Regions from separate parts of the Mus musculus genome. Here region 2 is linked to region 1. Evidence: chromatin loops called from intact Hi-C (ENCODE). Cell type or tissue: left cerebral cortex. All regions are shown on one strand. Links, peaks and the distances in the headings refer to the core of each region. The heading gives the core; the rest is flanking DNA.

Evidence for each region. Peaks named below come from ENCODE experiments on the same cell type or tissue, not always from the same donor. Only the 100,000 strongest peaks of a DNase experiment are listed, where the experiment ranks them.
Region 2: it touches region 1 in a loop (2.6-fold over the local background); 4 of 42 quality-filtered maps call a loop at or near these places.

The regions. Positions count from the first base shown.
Region 1 is chr8:99,613,000-99,622,479 of GRCm38, forward strand. The region is part of intron 1 of A330008L17Rik (RIKEN cDNA A330008L17 gene); the gene reads left to right. Among named protein-coding and RNA genes, the nearest start is that of A330008L17Rik, 200 kb to the left of the region's middle. In left cerebral cortex, for the core only: no CTCF peak of the experiment used is centred there; a DNase peak (open chromatin) is centred at 3,961.
Region 2 is chr8:99,759,340-99,768,819 of GRCm38, forward strand. No RefSeq gene overlaps it. Among named protein-coding and RNA genes, the nearest start is that of A330008L17Rik, 350 kb to the left of the region's middle. In left cerebral cortex, for the core only: a CTCF peak has its summit at 3,887 (motif pointing left); no DNase peak of the experiment used is centred there.

The DNA of each region.
Region 1 (9,480 bases), core at 600-8,599:
GGTTCATTATAAACTGCTGCCTGCAGCTCAGAGAAAATGTGATAGAATGAAAGAAAACATTTACCTCTTCTTCAAAGTCAGCACATCAATTCAATGCAAAAATCTGAAATACAGTTGATATGCAAACACTGGTGATTCATAGACAATTAAGAAAGACATAGTCCCTGGAATGTTCTGGAAATGTAGAATACAGCATGCCATCAAAGACAAAGCAGTCAAATACCTGGTTTCTTTGTTATGCAGACCAGAACCACCAATAGAGCAGGACATCCTAGTTCCAAGTGTAAAAGGTGGTCTGCCAAATCTGTGGGTTTCAAATATCAGATTCTGATATAGAAACTACATACAGAAATTAAGAGTATTCTTGAAAACATAATGGGCTATTAATATTTTGGCATAAAAGCTAAATTTCTTGCAAAATTATGTGGAAGGAAGTTTTTGTTAAATATAAAGCTATTTTCTGGAAAACTCATTATTTATTATGAATTAAAATCTGAACTAGACATGGTGCTATAGGCACTTTGTAGCTGAAGAAGAAGGATTCGGTCAGTTAAGGTCAGATTGGACTACACAGCAATACTCTGTTTAACAAACAAAACAGAACAACAGAGATTAAGTAAATAAATCATCTGTGTGATTTTATGTGCTCTTCTTATGATGGTACCATGCAGGGATAATCAGTGGATATCTTGGAATTTACATAGGTTGCTGTGTGTCTCATATCAGTTCTCATAATCAGAAAAATACACTAGCACTATTTTTACATGACATGTGTGATGGACAGTAAAGTTTAAATTATAAGAAAATATATAACTACTGCACTATTTATCTGTGTAGATTCTATCTGATCTATAAGAATCTGACACTACTATTGATGGATATCTACATACAAGTAATTCATGTTGCCAGTTTACTTGGCTATTGTGATTCCTATAGTCATCGTTCTGTCTAGCAAAAGAATGAATAAATAATCAGTGGTAAAAATTAATGTGCTTAAATTAGAAGTTAGGAGACACCAAAGAGATATTTTTTATTTTAAATTTTAGAGTTCATATTTATTTAATAGTAGTATTATATTGAAATTAGAAGATATGATTCAAAGCATGTGGAAAATGATCTATGTATTTTTAAATTGTTATTTATTGCTTAAGGCATTTATTTTGTTTTGATTCCATGGATATAGCTTCTTGATATTTTTAGGAGACACAGTTTCACAACAAACATACTCTTCCTGTCATTCTTGCATTTTCATTGGTTATTTTATTTATTTACATTTCATATGTTGTCCCCTTTCCCAATTTCCCCTCTACAAACCCCCCATCCAATCCCCCCTCCCTCCCCTACCTCTATGAGGGTGCTAACACACCCACTCATCCAGTCCCACCCCAATGCCCTAGCTTCCCCCTATGCTGGAGCATCTAGCCTACACACGATCAAGCACACCCTCCCCCTCCCATTGATGTCATCTAAGGCAACCCTCTGATACATATGCAGCTGGAGTCATGGGTCTCTCTTTGGTTGGTGGTATAGTCCTTGGGAACTCTGGGGGATCTGGTGAGTTGATACTGTTGTCCTTCCTATGGGGTTGCAATCCCCTTCAGCTCCTTCAGTCCTTCCTCTAATTCTTCCATTGGGGTCCCCATGCTCAGTCTAATGGATGGCTGAGAACATCTGCATCTGTATTGGTCAGGCACTGGCAGAGCCTCTCAGAGAACAGTTACACCAGGCTCCTGTCAGCAAGTGCATCTTGTCATCAGCAATAGTTCCAGGGTTTAGCATCTGCAGATGGGATGGATCCCATGGAGGATTGGGGGTGAGGACGGTCTCTAGATGGCCTTTGCTTTAGTTTCTACTCCACTCTTTGTTCTTGCATTTCCTTTAGACAAGAGCAATTCTGGGGTTGAAATGTTTGAGATGGGTGTGTGGCCCCAATTTACATTCTTTCTACCGTGTCTTCTGCAATGATCCTTCAGCATTAGATATGGGCTTTATGTTTTGAGTCAGGATAAGACACATAGCTTTGCATTTTTATTTGTTTTCTGTAATGGAAGTTTCCTTGATGGAAGGTGAAAACTGAACTTAACTGGGTATAAGTATCAATATTTAGAATGTAGGTAGGCATTATGCTATTTTAGAAAAGTAGTGGTCGCAGGTTCTCCTCCAAAATCCACGATATCACTAGGTCTAGGACGTTGACTAGCTTCCAGATATCACATACTTCTCTCTCTTTTTAAAATTTTTTTTAGATATTTTCTTTATATACATTTTAAATGCTATCCCGAAAGTTCCCTATACTCTCCGCCCTATTCCCCTACCCACCCACTCCTGCTTCTTGGCCCTGGCATTCCCCTGTATTGGGGCATATGAAGTTTGCAATACCAAGGGGTCTCTCTTCCCAGTGTGTCTTCTGACCAAGTAGACAGCTAATGGCTTCTACCAAAGTATGAGTGAAGCTACTGTATCTTTTGGGTTACCATGCCATGCTAGTTGTTGTTTTTTTATAAGTATCATATCTAGGTAAGATTTGTTGTTTCCTTCTATTCTTTGAAAGCTTGCATGGTGACATGTGGCACCATGAAAGCTAGTCTTCAGGGAAGAAACTTTAAGGTAAGATCTAGCTCAGGGGCCTTTGGGCCTTGTGTCTGAAGTCCATCTTGTCTTCAGCAATATGAACTTACCCTACACCTTTAGAGTACAACCAAGGACAAAAGCATAAATTTTGTAAATGTAATATTTTTCTGTTTCAGGAGTCTCTTGGACAACCCCAATCAACAAATCAAAAGACTTCTCATGTGATATTTTTTACTTGGTTGTTGTTGTTGTGGTAGAGTTATAATTAGATGATGTCTCCTTCTTCTTTCTCCTTCCTAACTCTTTCATATACCCATCTTCAAATTTATAGCTCCCTTTTTTCACTAAGTGTGTGTGTGTGTGTGTGTGTGTGCGTGTGTGTGTGTGTGTTCCTAAGTATAATCTTCTCAGTTTGTTTAATTTACTTGTATGTATGCTTTCCGGGTGACCATTTGGCACTGGACTACTAGTTCTATTTTCCCTAGAGAAGACCATCTTTCCCACACTCAGCTTCCCTTGGTTGTCAATAGCTCATTGTGTAGGGTTGAAACCTAATGGGTTTATAAAGTCCAATTTGACATGTTGATTGATGCCATCTCTCTTCAGCTCCTTTTTGGGCATTCATGTTAGTGAGAAATTATGGGTGGGTATAGCTTCTGATAGTATAAGGTGATAGATTCTCACAGTAAACTCTCTTATATTCTGACTCTTACAATCCTTCTGCCCCTTCCACAATGTACTCTGAGCCTTAGGTGTAGGAATATCCTACTAATGTATCCATGTGGACTGAGCTCCACAACTCTACAGGTTGATAATTTGTGGTTTTCTGTAATGATCTTCATCTATTACAAAGAAAGGGCTCCTTGATTAAGAGTAAAGACAACACATATCTATGGATATAAGGACAAATATTTATAGATTATCATTAAAGATTATGCTGGTTTAATTAGAGGTTGCAGATTCTCATTCACTAACCATGAATGTGCTATCAATGAATAGTTATCTAGATTTCCAGTACCAAGCATATATTCCCTTTTGTTGAGTGGCTCATGAGTCTAATAGAGAGCTGTTGGTTACTGCCAAGGTAGAAAGGACACTACTGAACCTTTAGAGTTGTCATACTGCCGTGCTGTTTAATGATGTTCAAAGGTATCATAAAAAGAAAGGATTATAAGTTGCCTCATTCCTTTGGAGGCTTTCATTCTATTTTTTTGGCACATCAATGAGAAGAGATCCTGCAAAAGGTTTTCTCAAGGATACATTCTTAACATTGAAGCTTCTTTCATTTGTGTTAGGCAGCAGAACTCATGGGACTTCTTTTAGGTGAAACAATTTGAAGGAACTATTATGGTCTGCATATGAAAAGTCCTCACAAACACATGTCTTCACATCTTGGTTTCCATCTGGTGGGTGCTATTTGGGGAAGTTGTAGAATTAGGCTCTTTCTGTCATTCTCTCCCCCTTTCTGTTTTCCTGAGGGGTGAAGAGCTTTGAACCACAACATCCTTGTATCAGGATGGTCTTCTTCAACATGAACAGAAGCCCAGGAGCCAGACAGCTTGGACAAAAACATGTTAAGCCATGAACCATATTACCTTAGTTATATATGTCATTTGTCATGGGGATAAAATTTTGACTCATCAAGTTGACTTTAAAACTATATTAAATTGCAGTATTATAAAAAAGATCATCTGAAAAGCAGAGTTAGAAAGGTTATCTTGGTACTGTTAGTGCTCGTGCCTGGCACAAACAACTCACAAAGAAAGGCTAACAGATAAAAGAGAAACATATTCACTTGATGGGCAGTAAATATAGTTCTTTCTGCCTTCTGTTATGCACCAAATAATAATTACAGCTGTGATGAACACATAAAAATAAGTCAATGCAATTTAAACTATGTTTTGTTGTCCAAATCTAGCAACCTACTCCTTGCATAATAGCTATTTGATGGTAAATAATAAGATCCACATTTTCAGAACAGCATAAAGGAAAACATATAATAAAAATATATAAAATCTCTGTTTTTGTAACTGTTCTAAATTGCTTCAATAATGATGCAGCATATGAAGAAGGAGGGATTTTTACAAAAATGAGTGCTTGGCTAGTATGCCACAGTCATACGATATGCCCCAAATACCAAAATAAAAATATATAGAAAAACATGTTTTCTCTCAGTTGAAAACTATCTGGACACAATACCCCATGCTTCCATTCTTAGCTGTCAGAAACCAGGGTCTATGTGAGTCTGAGTACAGCCTGTTCTACATAGTGATTTCTAGGCCACCCAAAACTACACACTGAGGATATTGTCTCAGGAAAAAAATGAACAACAACAACAATAAGAACAAAATCTAAACAATATAAAACATTTGGAAGATAAAAATAGTATGATACGGTACTTGAGATAAACAATTAAATACAAGGTGTATAAGGCATTTATATAATCAACAAATAATGTTTTTATATTATTACAGTTGTTATAATAGTATATTTATAACTTCTTATATACAGCTCAATATCTGCATATATTTAATTTGGCGATGTATAAAAAAGTTGTGGAAGGATCTCAAGTATAGAGAATATAATCAGAAGTAAAAAAAAATTAAAGTATCACATGCCTATTTCTCTCATTCAAAAAATTTCATTTTCATTACATTTCATTTCTTAGCTGACATTTACAATTTGGAAGTTTATCCAAGATATCAGAGACCACTAAGGAAACAGATCATCACCTATTTAAATCATGATAAGAATATCCAATTCAACATGGAAATTATATATCCTTACTTCAATGTTTCCTTCTGTATTACTAGAGATCAGAATATAACAAAGTAACTTTTAACTTATTTTAGTACAGAAGTTTGGATCTCAAGTTCATGTCATAGTCCAAAGATGACAAACATATTATAGTGATGAAAATATATGGATGGCTGAATTCTTTAATGACTTACAAACCAGATCAACCTGCACTATCCAGGAAATTCAAAACAAACAAACAAAAATCTTAACAACCAACAGTAACTGGAAGTATGGAAATCAACTACTTAGGTGTTTATTCTTTTAGTACAGAATCAGCAATGTTTGTGGACAGTAAGGATTCAAATGAAATAGTTAACAATAACACCAATTATTTAATTACACCATTGAATAATTGTTAAATGACAAAAACACCTTTAATGCACTTTAGAACAATACATGCTGCTATGGTATGAATGTGAAATGTCCCCTACAGGGCCACATAATTTCACACGGTGCTTACTTGGTTGTTCTATTTTGAGATGAAACCTTAGGAACTGGAGAGAGGGTAACTGGAGGTGGTCCTTAAATGTAACATCCACTACTGGTCCTGCCCTAAGCTTGTTGTTTCCAAGGCACTAGAGATAGATTGCAGATATCCCAAGTTTCTCAAGTGCTATGAAGAAGTCTTTCTTTTCTTTTCTTTTCTTTTCTTTTCTTTTCTTTTCTTTTCTTTTCTTTTCTTTTCTTTTCTTTTCTTTTCTTTCTTTTCTCTTCTCTTCTCTTCTCTTCTCTTCTCTTCTCTTCTCTTCTCTTCTCTTCTCTTCTCTTCTCTTCTTTTCTTTTCTTTTGTTTTTCAAGGCAGGGTTTCTCTGTGTAGCCTTGGCTGTCCCAGAGCTCACTTTGTAGACCAGGCTGGCCTCAAACTCAGAACCTGCCTGCCCCTGCTTCCCAAGTACTGGGATAAAGGTGTGTGTCACCAAAGCCTGGCTTCTACAGAGCAGCTTTATCAACCTCTCTCTACTATGATAAATCTTCTAGTACCATGATCCATAGTAAATCCTTCCTTTCCTGTTTCTGTTTATAATGGACTTGGCCACAGCAATACAGCCAGTAATAATGTAGTTTAGCACAATTAAAAGAATAGATGCTATTCATTTCTTGTTTCCTCTTTCTCAGACTAAAAGTACACGTTGAAAAGCCTATGAGAACATAAAAAGGGTAAAGGAAAAGTATTTATTGCAAGTCTTTTGGGGGCTATCATTCATTTTAGTTACAAAATATCAGCTAGCAGACTGTAAACACCATTTCAGGGAAGTTGGGCTACTTGAAATTAAGATGATAATCTAGAGCCTAAAATGAGGGGAAAACTGTATATCTGACTGTAGCTCTTACCAAAGTATCTCTATAGTTCAAAGAAAAGACATTGAAGGTTTCTTAATATCGCTGGATTGTATAAACTAAAGCTAAACGCCAGGACTTTACAGCAATTCTTTGTGATATTTCTCTCTCTCTCTCTCTCTCTTTCTCTCTCTCTGTCTATATATATATATATATATATATACATACATATATATATCACTAGCATCTCTATCTCTATCTGTATTTATATGTGAAAAGTGCTATTTTTCTGTTTTTCTACCTATTTATTTCCAATCTATTTACTAAATATAGGTTAGAATTGAAAGAAACAAGAGAACAAAGTACAACAGTAGGTTAAATCATTATTGTTATTTTATTATTAGTCTGTACAGAATTATAGTTAGCCTTAAATATTATGTTTGGGATGTCTTGTGTTATTCTGCTTGTCTTTTAATACAGAGGTATCACAGAAGGAAATTAAAGAAAGTGGATATAATCCACAAATGAAAAAAAATTACCTCCATCTTAAACTTGTATTTGATAAACAGAAGTTAAAAAGGGAGACAAGAGAAAGCAGTTAAAAGTATAAATAATTTGGGTGGAATTTGAGATATGTATTCTCAGAAATGAAGATGAATTTGGAAAGGTAAATGGTGTTTGAGGGTTTATCTTGTTTTTGGTCTTTTGTTTGTTTTGCTTTGTTTTTTTTTTCCTGTTTGTTTGTTTTGATTTTTGGGGTAGGGAAGGACGGGCGCTGTGGGGGGGTGGGGGTGGGGGGAGACGGGACTTGAGTTTCAGGACTTCTAACTTCAGTCCTAAGTCTTTAAGCATTTCCATCCTTCGTCTTGGCAATACAAACGTCTAGACCATCCACACACATAAGTTTCTGTTTTTGTTAAAATCAGATAGATAAGAGCTATCCTTAGGCCACTGACAGTTTGTTGTATATTTTATAAATGAGTCCTTCTTGTTTATTCAAAACATTTTAATGATACTAAAGTTCTGAGTTGCTTGTGCCACATGCATGAGATAAAATACTTCATTTTTCCAAATTCGCTGTTCTCTTAACAAAAAGTCACGCTCTATGGTTTGATGTAGCGGAGTTAAGTGGATGGAGAAATGCTTCTTTCGGTTTTTCTATTGTATTTGCCTACAGTGAAAAGCAGATATTTCGCAATGACATAGATATCGTATGATTTTTATGCATGACTCATTATTGTTTCTCTTGGAATAGTTCTGCTTCATCTGTGCCTTTCCATGGTTATTGATAATATTGGTTCCTCTTAGTCTCAAAACACCTCAAATTATACATTATACATATATCGATTTTAACAGCTGTGCAGAATATTTTCACAATACAAATATTAGTTTTCATTACCAAAACAACACAATCTGAAATGACCTCGGAATTTAGATTTTGCCAAATCAGACGGTTTTGGGTTGGATGCCTTTTGAAGTTATTATATTGATTTATGAAAATTCACTACAAGCCATATTTGCCCATATCAGTATGGTGAGTTACAATTTATTATGCTTTAGTCTGGAGCTGAACACACAGCACAAGAAACTGCATGGAGAACACAGAATAACTGGAGTCAGATATTGAATTAATAGATCTTAGTGTCAGGTCTAAGCTAGAGAGAGTCAATACTGTAGGGGGAGCTCCACCTAGAAAACAGACACAGATTTACCTTCAAAATGTTTATTTTAGCTTTTACAATTGTATGTGTGTGTGAGTGAGTGAGTGAGTGTGTGTGTGTATGTGTGTGTGTGTGTGTGTGTGTGTGTGTATCTGTCTGTCTGTCTGTCTGTCTGTCTGTCTGTGAGTCTGCATGCACATACTGATTACCGTGGAAGCCAGAAAAGACTAAACCCTAGAACTGGATCCAGTTATAGATAATTGTGAGCTGACTGATATGCACCCTGGGGACCAAATTTCTATCATCTACAAGACCATGCCTAGCATTAAATAATGTCTCCAGGCTCCACTTAGCTCAGTTTTATAATTTCTTTACTTGCTAGCTTAGTGGTGATTTCTGGTCAGTTCTGTAGAGATTTTTATGACATCATTGGGGTGAAATGATGCGTTTAAATTCTCTTGTTTCAGAGGCATGGCTCTACTTACAGCACAATGCCATGCTTGTAAATCTATCCCAAAGGAACTTCTCCATATGTGGGATACTATTTACAAGGTGCAATGCTGCTATATAACTCAGTAGTCATGATAATAACAGCCTGTGGTAGGCAACTATCCATAGTTTCTCATGTATGTCTGTAACATTGCTCCAGTAATCTTAAGTGGAAGCTATAAACTAGAGTAAATAGTTACGAAAAGTTAAGGGTGAGTGAAAAAAGAGAAGAGAGAGAGGGGGTAGTACACATAGAGAAAGGAGTCTGAATAATTATAGAAAAAACTTGTTTTAAATAGAATTATTCAATAAATTTATAACAAATCATTAAAACCCATGCTCATGGATAGTGAATTTGTATAAAAAAGTAATAGTAGCATAAAATCTTTGCCTCTGCAAAATTAATATGAACTAAAGAAATTTACATTTCTGCACACAGGTAGCTATCTATAAATGAGGAAATTGTGGCCCATATTTACCATTTCTTACTTCTAGGAACTTGCAAAATGCCTGTAATGAACATTAGCTTCGTAGCCAGAAATTTAATATATCCTTACGACAGGGATTTTTTTTTTATAATAAAATTCTAAAAAGAAGTGGCATTTTATTTTCCCAGATATTTATTGTAAACCAATCTGCCATTTACAACTTAAATGCAGGGAAAATATTCCATCCTGTTGAG
Region 2 (9,480 bases), core at 636-8,635, 150 kb after region 1:
CTTTTTTGCTGTCTACTAGACTGCAGCTGTTGGTTCAGGTGAGGTGTGTGTCAAGTGGACTCTTCTTAACCTGGAGATAAAGTGTTAATTTGCTAGTGGACTGGATTGAGAACAATGAAGACTAGAATCTTCTCAAAGGATTATTTATATACAGGTCCCCTTTCCTCTTCTCCCAATAACCTTTCTTTTCCACTCCCTCTGGTGAGTAGAGGAGAGTGGAACCCTTATTAAAGTAGGCTGTGAAAAATATATGCCTCCACATACATGGTTTTCTCTGAAAATTGACTTGATTTCTCTAATGTGATTATTGCTGTCCTTTGATATTCAGTAAGTTGTCTCTAAAGACTCCACTGACTTCACAGTGCTCATAACTAAGGATAGCTTTGGAAGGTATATATATATATTTTTACATTTTTTATTAGATATTTTCTTTATTTACATTTCAAATGTTGTCCCCTTTCCTGGTTTCCCCTCTGAAAACCCCCTATTCCTTCCTGCCTCCTGCACTTGTTTTCAGACATAGTTTCCCTTAGCTGTTTGAATACATTTAAAATAAATTATTGAAGTGTGTGTTAGTGCACACACATGTTAAACTCAATGTATAGGGCCTATGGAATAATAGCCTATTCATGCTTACTTCTCTCTGCGTGAGTCAGTCTTTTGGTTTCTTTAAATTTCATAATACAGATAAACATATGAATACATGTATAATACATTACATATAATACACACACACACACACACACACACACACACACACATTCCCAAGCCTTGGACTTAGTTGCTGAGAATAAGTTGATTATGTTTTAAAATTCTTCTTCATCTTCTCCTTCCTTCCTTCCTTCCCTCCTTCCTTCCTTCCCTCCCTCCCTCCCTCCCTCCCTCCTTCCTTCCTTCCTTCCTTCCTTCCTTCCTTCCTTCCTTCCTTCATTCCTTCATTCCTTTCTCTTTCTCTCTCCTTCCTTCCTTTCTCTCTCTCTCCTTCCTTCCTTCCTTCCTGCCTTCTTTCTTTCTTTCTTTCTTTCTTTCTTTCTTTCTTTCTTTCTTTCTTTCTTTCTTTCTTCCTTCCTTCCTTCCTTCCTTCCTTCCTTCCTTCCTTCCTTCAGAAGGTATATTTTGAGGCCATTAAATAGCCTGTTTTTGTGAAGACTGTATGCAAAGTCAATGTAGGTTGTTGCAGAGATATTGCATTGAATCAAAGAAACAAATGAACTAACAAGAACACAGTGGAAATAAAGTTCAAATATATATTTGTTTTGGAAAGGAGTTCTATAATACTGTTTTGCCATAAAGAGCATAGTGCCTCTATAATGTCATCCAATTACTGTACTTGAATTAATTAACCCTGACTAACCACTGAGTCCTTAAACTGTAGCCCTAGCATCTCTGATATGTTATCGTAATGAAAGGAAGATAGTGCCAACACCCAACAGAGCAACTACAAGCTTGAAATTATGATATAATGGGTGAATATGTGGTTCATTTAGGTGATGTATACTGAGGTTGTTCATGATTTTTTACAAATATTTCAGATTTATGTTTAATAGTTTACCCTTTTCAATAAAACACAGTTTCCATAAGCAAATGCTACTGAGAAAAATAAATAGTATATTGGCAATGAACCCTCACTTATTGTGTTTATAAAAATACAACATGTGTTCTTGTTTTTATTTCACATTTTGTGACTTGAGCTTCTTTAATTATAATCAGCCGCTTTTGTTCTGTTGCTGTGAATTTACGTCCTAACATTATTATGGAAGTTCTCAGGCAGGGGTTTCAGTTTTACAGCCACGTTTACATAGGTGGCTTGGGATGGATGGGTCAATGATGCTCCTTTGGATGATGTCTCTTTTGCGACTATTGAAAAGGTAAATGAGTCTTCTACAAGCAACTGTCAAAGAGAGCAGCAGAGCATCTTCCTAACATGTTATGAAAATAAATTTTTAAAAAATCCAATTTTTGTTCATTTCAATGTACCTCAAGTGATTACTTATCCCATAAGAACATAAAGATTATGGTGAAAAAGTTGGAAAAGACAACAAAACAAATTCAGAAAGTCATATGAATAATATAACTACATCTGTGTTTTATCAATAAAACTTGATGAGGCAGAAATTGTATTTTCTCCCAGAGGCACTGGAACTGGTATACTCATAATGCTCTGATTGTATGCCTGGTGTCACGGATGAGGTTAAAAATGGCATCTACAGCATTGCGCTCAGCATTCTGGATACTAATATACCAACAGGGGGTTATCTCTTCTGTGCTATAAGGATTGAGGTTGAGAAAATGAGAAGAATAATGGGGTAATGAATCTAATTCAAATACCTGAAAACTTTTTAAGGCTAAATAGCACCTAAGGTAACTTTTCTTCTGTCTTTGAGAAATGTCTGCAGACATTCTGGTTTTGATATACAGGCAAGGTTCAATCAGCAGCTTTCTAACTGTGATTCACAAGTAGCCCATGTAACAGTCAGGTGACTTCTGACAAAAATGCAGACAACCTCATCACATTACAGTCAAATTTATTTGAGAAATACTTCTTAACTTGTTATTCTATTTCTGCTGATTACCATCTACTGCAAATGTAAAATCTTCATCTATACCAGGGATTTTGAATTTATCATGCCCCAGATATTTTCTTTAAGAGTTACATGAAGTAAAATTTGCTGCTTCTGTCCTTAAGTTGCTACTGTATTATTTTACTTAGAGTGGAATCTGGAAATTGACATAGCTAAGAAATTCACCATTTAGCATAAAAGGCAGATATTACTACCCCCAAACCAACAGTTTAGGTCTATTTCTTCACAAATATTTTCAAATCATATGTGCGTAAGTATTCACATGGTGCTCTTGTTACAACAAAGGCTCTAGGAGCCTACTTGGTTTAACTAACAGTTCTGGGGTGTGATTTGACAACACCCTTTTCTTGCAAGTAGTCAGATTCTGATCCAAGCTTCTGTTCTTAAAGATGGAAGTGTGGGGGGGTGCTGATGTAAATGATTGTGAATCCTGTCTAGCATTGTACAATGGAACTATAATAGTTGCATCTCCTGTGCTTTGTCTAGAATTTCTACTTCACCAAATAAGACAAAATCAAAGAATAAAAAGAATCCTAATAGAAAAGCATTTTTAACAATCAAAACATTCAGTTAGCAACAGATTGTTATGGTAAGTTGTGTTAACAGATAATACTTGTAAACTTTGCTTACCTTGTCTTACCATCTCCCTTGTCATATGTGCAGACACAACTAGACTCTCTACTTGTGTTCCATACCCAATTACCTGTTATAAAATCTCACTCTAGTTTTAGATTTCTGCAGTCTAATTGTTAGAAATGGCCCTAATGCCACCAAATCCTATGCCTACTAGTTTAGGTTTTACCACACAATAAGCTTTGATGTTAGAGTCTGAGAATCAGGAAGCACAGTGTGGGTTGGACTCTTTTTAAAATATTTTTATAATGTGTGTGTGTGTGTGTGTGCGCGCGCACATGTGTGCAGGTGCTCACAGAGGCTGGGAGAAGGTATTGAATTCCCCAGAACTGGAGTAACAGGTAATTGTAACTTGCCTTACCTGGTTGCTGGGAACTGCATGTATATGCCCTCTATACACAGATCATAATATGTAAAGTAAAATTAAAGAATTGTATAATTCAAAGCAATACTCCAGTTATCTCCAGTTTTTGTTTAGCAAGAAGAACTGTTCCATAGTATTTAAAGTAATAACTACAAAAAATTAAAAATAAAAATAAGGCTGGAAAGGATGGCTCAGCAGGTTAAGAAAGCTGGGTGCTCTATCAGAGGTTCTGAGTTCAATTCCTAGCAAGTACACTCTGATTATAACAATAATGAGATCTGGTGCCCTCTTCTGACTTGCAGGTATACATGCAGGCAGAGCACTGTGGACATAATAAAGAAACCTTAAAATCAAAGAAAAATCAAAACTGGATGATAATCAATTAAGAAATATTTTGAGAAAAATAATTCACAAAGTTATTGGTTCATAAATCTAACCACAAAAATATATTTTTAGATTTTTTTCATGTATTGATTTTTAAGTTTGAAAGCTGGCTCAATAAACTAAATAAAAAAAGCCACAATATAGGAATAAATATTTTCTTTTCTCCTCTTTCTTTCTTTCTTTTTCTTTCTTTCTTTCTTTCTTTCTTTCTTTCTTTCTTTCTTTCTTTCTTTCTTTCTTTCTTTTGTTCTTTCTTTCTTTCTTTCTTTCTTTCTTTCTTTCTTTTGTTCTTTCTTTCTTTCTTTCTTTCTTTCTTTCTTTCTTTCTTTCCCTTCATTTCTTTTTCTTTTCTTTTCTTTTCCTTTCTTTTCTTTTCTTTTCTTTTCTTTCTTTCTTTTTCTTTTTTTGTTTTTGGAGTTTTAGGAAAGAAGAAGCATTGTTCCCGAGAAATAAGAAAATGAAGTTTAAGTGCCACTGGAGATGAATGGTGGTAGTTTGAAAGAAAATGTGTCCCAAAGACTCATATATTTAAATTTCTCTTCTTCTATGGGTGAAAAACACTTTGGAAAGGATTAGGCGGTGTCACTTTCTTGGAAGAGCTATGTCATTGTGATTGGGCTTAGAGTAATTAAATTCATGATTTAGCAGATATTTAGATCGCTCGGGAGCTTGCAGCAATTATGATTGTTGCTTGAAACATGTTACTTATTTTCACTTTTAAAATCATATTCTAGACAGTGGTCCTCTGGGATAGTAGAGTAACTTGACTTTCCAAAGACTTGAGAAATACTCATTTTAAAGGTTTTGAATGACTAACGAGCCTAGTCCCTGCAAAATAATTAATTTTGTGTCTGGCGTGAAAGAAGTGCTCAAAATATATTATGATATGGCATTTGAAGCCAAGTATGATTGCCATGTCTTTAGTCTTAGCACCTAGGAAAGCAAGTTAGGAAGATGCACACAAGTTCAAGCCAGCTTGACCTGAAGAATGAGTTCTGTGTCAGCCAAGGATACATGATCATATCTTAAATAAAATTACTGTTTGTAAACTTTGTGATTCTAGTCTTATGGCTTTAGAAAGACAGACGGATAAAAATATAGATGATAGATAGATAGATAGATAGATAGATAGATAGATAGATAGATTGATGATAGAAAGATAGTTGGATGGATAGAGGACTTTGTCCTTATGTGCACAGGTACTATTTAAAAAAACAATGCAGAAAGTTGGATTTGTATACTTTTATTGAAATAAATTTAATATAGATGCTAGAAATGGAAGGAAATCTAATTCTTTGGACTGTTTCCTAAAACAATGTAAGTACAGTCAGAAAATAATCTTTACATAAAGTTTTGCATTTATATCAGAAATTATCTTCTATCCATCTGCAGCAGTAGACTGCTATAAGCAAGATGAACATGTACCTACAAGGTCATTGAGATATTCTTTAAACTATTTCATACCTGACATACAGTAGTACTATTTTGACAAGTTGTTTTACCACTGCACAAATTGCTGATAGAACTGATTATATGAATCCAAGTAAGCACAGATATGTAAGATATTAGAATATTTAGACTTATTAAGAACATGTACACTAACATGAAATAGCATTATTATTCAAGGAATTGTAAAACTTATGAATTTGTTCCAAAAATGTGTCATATGCTAAGGACTAAGTATATTTGAAAAGAAGAGAAGAGACAATAATGAAAGCTGGCGACCAAAGATGGGCTTTCAAATGCCAATAATCAGAGGTACCATTTTAAAAAGTATGATATTTATCAGTCACTTTGAGATAATGTTTCCTTATATCAATAGCAATAAAATGTGAGTGACAAAGGAAGACATTCCAAGACCCAAGGCTGCCTTGTGAAAGATATACACAGATCCATTTTTAATTTTGTAGACTCTGTAATTCACATAGATATCTGCTCACTGTGAACTGGTGGTAAATCACACACAAATGCTGTTAGTATTCTGCAATGAATAGATTGATCTTCTACTTAGTGGATTGGTGTTGATGGTATCTGTCATTTTTTTTAGGTCTGTGATCCACATTTTAAGGATTCTACAGCATGAAGAGTGATGGAGCAAATGATGAATACTTGTTTCCAGGATGTTTTCTGACAGATGTTTTCATCAATTCACTTTTATTTGACTAAAGGCTTCATTTAGACAGGCTTTAACAGAAGCAGACAAAGATAACTTTTCAATGATGCAAAATTACTTTTAAACAAGTTAGTAGTGCACAACCTTCATTGCACTAGAAAGGTAGAAGGTGAAGCCTGTTTCCAGAATACACAGTTTGCTAGAAGATTCAGTGATGTTTGTTAATATCAGGAGAAGCAGTGTACACAGGTCTCAGTATATCAAATAGACTACAATATAGTCTGATGACGTAAGGTTTGGAAAGCTGTGTTGGGCTCCAATCATACACATACCACTTTGTCTTATAAAAGTCCATGTGAAAATAAAAGTGGTATGTACATGTATGTGAGCTGGTGGAGAGACTAGATGTCAAATTTGGGTGACATTCTCAATCTCCCCTGTTCTTCGTTATTGGAGACAGTCTCTCTTCCTCAACTTGGAGCTCACTAGAATGAATGAGCTGCAAATCCTAGGAATCCTCCTTGGGCATTGGTGCTGTAGACACTTGACATCATGCGTGACTTGCTTAGGTGAATGTTGAAAGCCCAGATTTAGCATTGCAATCCATAGCAATAGACCAAACCTCAGCAGCACCCAGCATCTGGGTGACTCTTCTGCCTCCATGTACTTCATGATAGGGTTGTCCTGGCTTCAATATGTTTGTTTTTAAGAGAAAAAACAAGTTAGAATTGGAAGGTGTGCCACCTCCTACCTTATGACCCTGAGTAAGTGGTTTAGAATTCTTCTGTTGCTTCAAATTAACAATATCTGGGAAAAGAATTATCTTCTTACAAGACACTTTGTTAATGATGGCAAGAGAAGGTGTAGAGGATAAGGAAAACTATGATGTCAGAGAATATTATCAATCCTTCCCATGGCAGACAGAATGCTTCACTCTTGAAAAGGAGGAAGTAAGAACCAATTTAGAATTAGTTTACAATTGCCCATATGGCTCTGTGGTAGAGGGCTCATCTGGTCTGGCATTTATAAGGCCCTCGGGTTTACCAGGAACTGAAGATAAAATGGTGTTGCTATATCACAAAATATGAAACAATCTTTCTTACCCCAATTACCTACAGGTACTTCATAATCGCATGCATGTCAAATTTTTGCTCAAATGTCTATAATATTCCCTCTCTTACAGGAAAGTAGTAGATTGTTATAGTTTACTACCTACTGTTTATGGAAGAGAAAAGTTAAAAGCTTAATGGCGTTTGAAACAGTGGTGATGCAAACATTTCTGGTAGAGCCAACACCAAGCTATCATTGGCTTAACAATTCAGCAGATCTCCCCTTATATTAATTCCCTCCTTCATCCTCAGCTTTGCAGAGGAACACCTGTGCACATTACCTTCCCTTCCTGCTCCCATCTCTCCTGAAACCCCAGATCTCTCCCCTTTTAACCTCCCAAGTCCTCCACTTGTGGCTTTTCCAAGCTCCCAACTGCAGCAGGCATCCCTTGCTAACCCAAAGGCCTATCCTGCCAGGGCAACAAACAAGCTGAAGACAGATCCACACCTTTCATTCTTATCCACTGGATTCAATCACTCCAATTTCATTCTCAGCTCTATAGCAGAAAACCTGAGGTACTCCCCCTTTCCTCTCTGACTCTATCCCCAAATGGATCACAAAAGTTTTCTCAAATTTCTCTTCCAATAACTGATCCCATGATCCCAACCTCCAACAGCAGCAGGCATTTCACTGAGAACTTAGCAGGTGAGCAGGTCCAGGGAAATAGATAAGCCTAATGAGGACATTTACCATTCCTTCACCCCTTTCAAATCTAATCTCCCACTTTCATCCATACCTGTGGGACAGAACAGCATTGGCACTCCACCATCTCACACACACACATCTCTGGGAACACATACATACACAGACCACGCCTTCCTAACCTAACTTCCATCACTGCTTTCTTTATAGAAGACAGCAAACACAGCAGGCACCACCTGCTCATCCATAGGCCATGCCATGCCTGCCAGAAAATTAGGTAGCCTACCATCACCCACACATACCCCCCACACACACTCTTCTCCATGTTCCCCTAGATACAATGCCCCAGTCTTTTTATTTCTTTTTTCTTTATTTTTATTTACTAGATATTTTCTTTACTTATATTTCAAATATTATCCCCTTTCCTGGTTTCTCCTCCCAAAAAACTCTATCCTCTCCCCAACCCCTCTCTCACCAACCCAACCATTCCGACTTCCTGGCCCTGACATTCACCTATACTGGGCATAGAACCATCACAGGACCAAGGGCCTCTCCTCACATTGATGACTGACTAGGCCATCTTCTGTTGCATATGCAGCTAGAGCTATAAGTCTCACCATGTGTTTTCTTTTGGTGGTAGTTTAGTCCCAGGGAGCACTGAGGGTACTTACTGGTTAGTTCCTCCTATGGGGCTGCAAACCCCTTCAGCTCGTTGGGTACTTTCTCTACCTCCTTCATTGCGGAACTTGTGTTCCATCCACTGGATGACTGTTAGCATCCACTTCATTATTTGTCAGGCACTGGCAGAGCCTCTCAGGAGACAGCTATATCAGGGTCCTGTTAGCAAGCTCTAGTTGGCCTCCTCAATAGTGTTTGGGTTTGGTGATTGTATAAGGGATGTATGCCCAGGTGGGGCAGTCTCTGGATGGTCATTCCTTCAGTTCCTGCTCCACACTTTGTCTCTGTATCTCCTTCTATGGGTATTTTGCTCCCCCTTCTAAGAAGGATTGAAGTATCCGTACTTAGGTGTTCCTTCTTGAGTTTCATGTGTTTTGCAAATTGTATCTTGGGTATTCCAAGCTTCTGGGCTAATATCCACATATCAGTGAGTGCATATAATATGTGTTCTTTTGTGGTTGGGTTACCTCACTCAGGATGATATCCTCCAGATCCATCCATTTGCCAAAGAATTTCATAAATTCATTGTTTTTAATGGCTGCATAGAACTCCATTGTATAAATGTACCACATTTTCTGTATCTATTCTTCTGTTGAGGGGCATCTGGGTTCTTTCCAGATTCTGGCTATTATAAATAAGGCTGCTATGAACATAGTGGAACATATGTCCTTATTACATGTTGGAGCATCTTCTGGGTATATGCACAGGAGTGGTATAGCTGGATCCTCCAGTAGTACTATGTCCAATTTTTCTGAGGAACCACCAAACTGATTTCTAGAGCAGTTGTACCAGCTTTCATTCCCACCAGCAATGGAAGAATGTTCTTCTTTCTCCACATCCTTGCCAACATCTGCAGTTATCTGAGGTATAGATCTTAGCCATTCTGAGTGGTGTGAGGTAGAATCCCAGGGTTGTTTTGATTTGCATTTCCCTGAAGACTAAGGATGTTGAACACTTTTTTAGGTGCTTCTCAG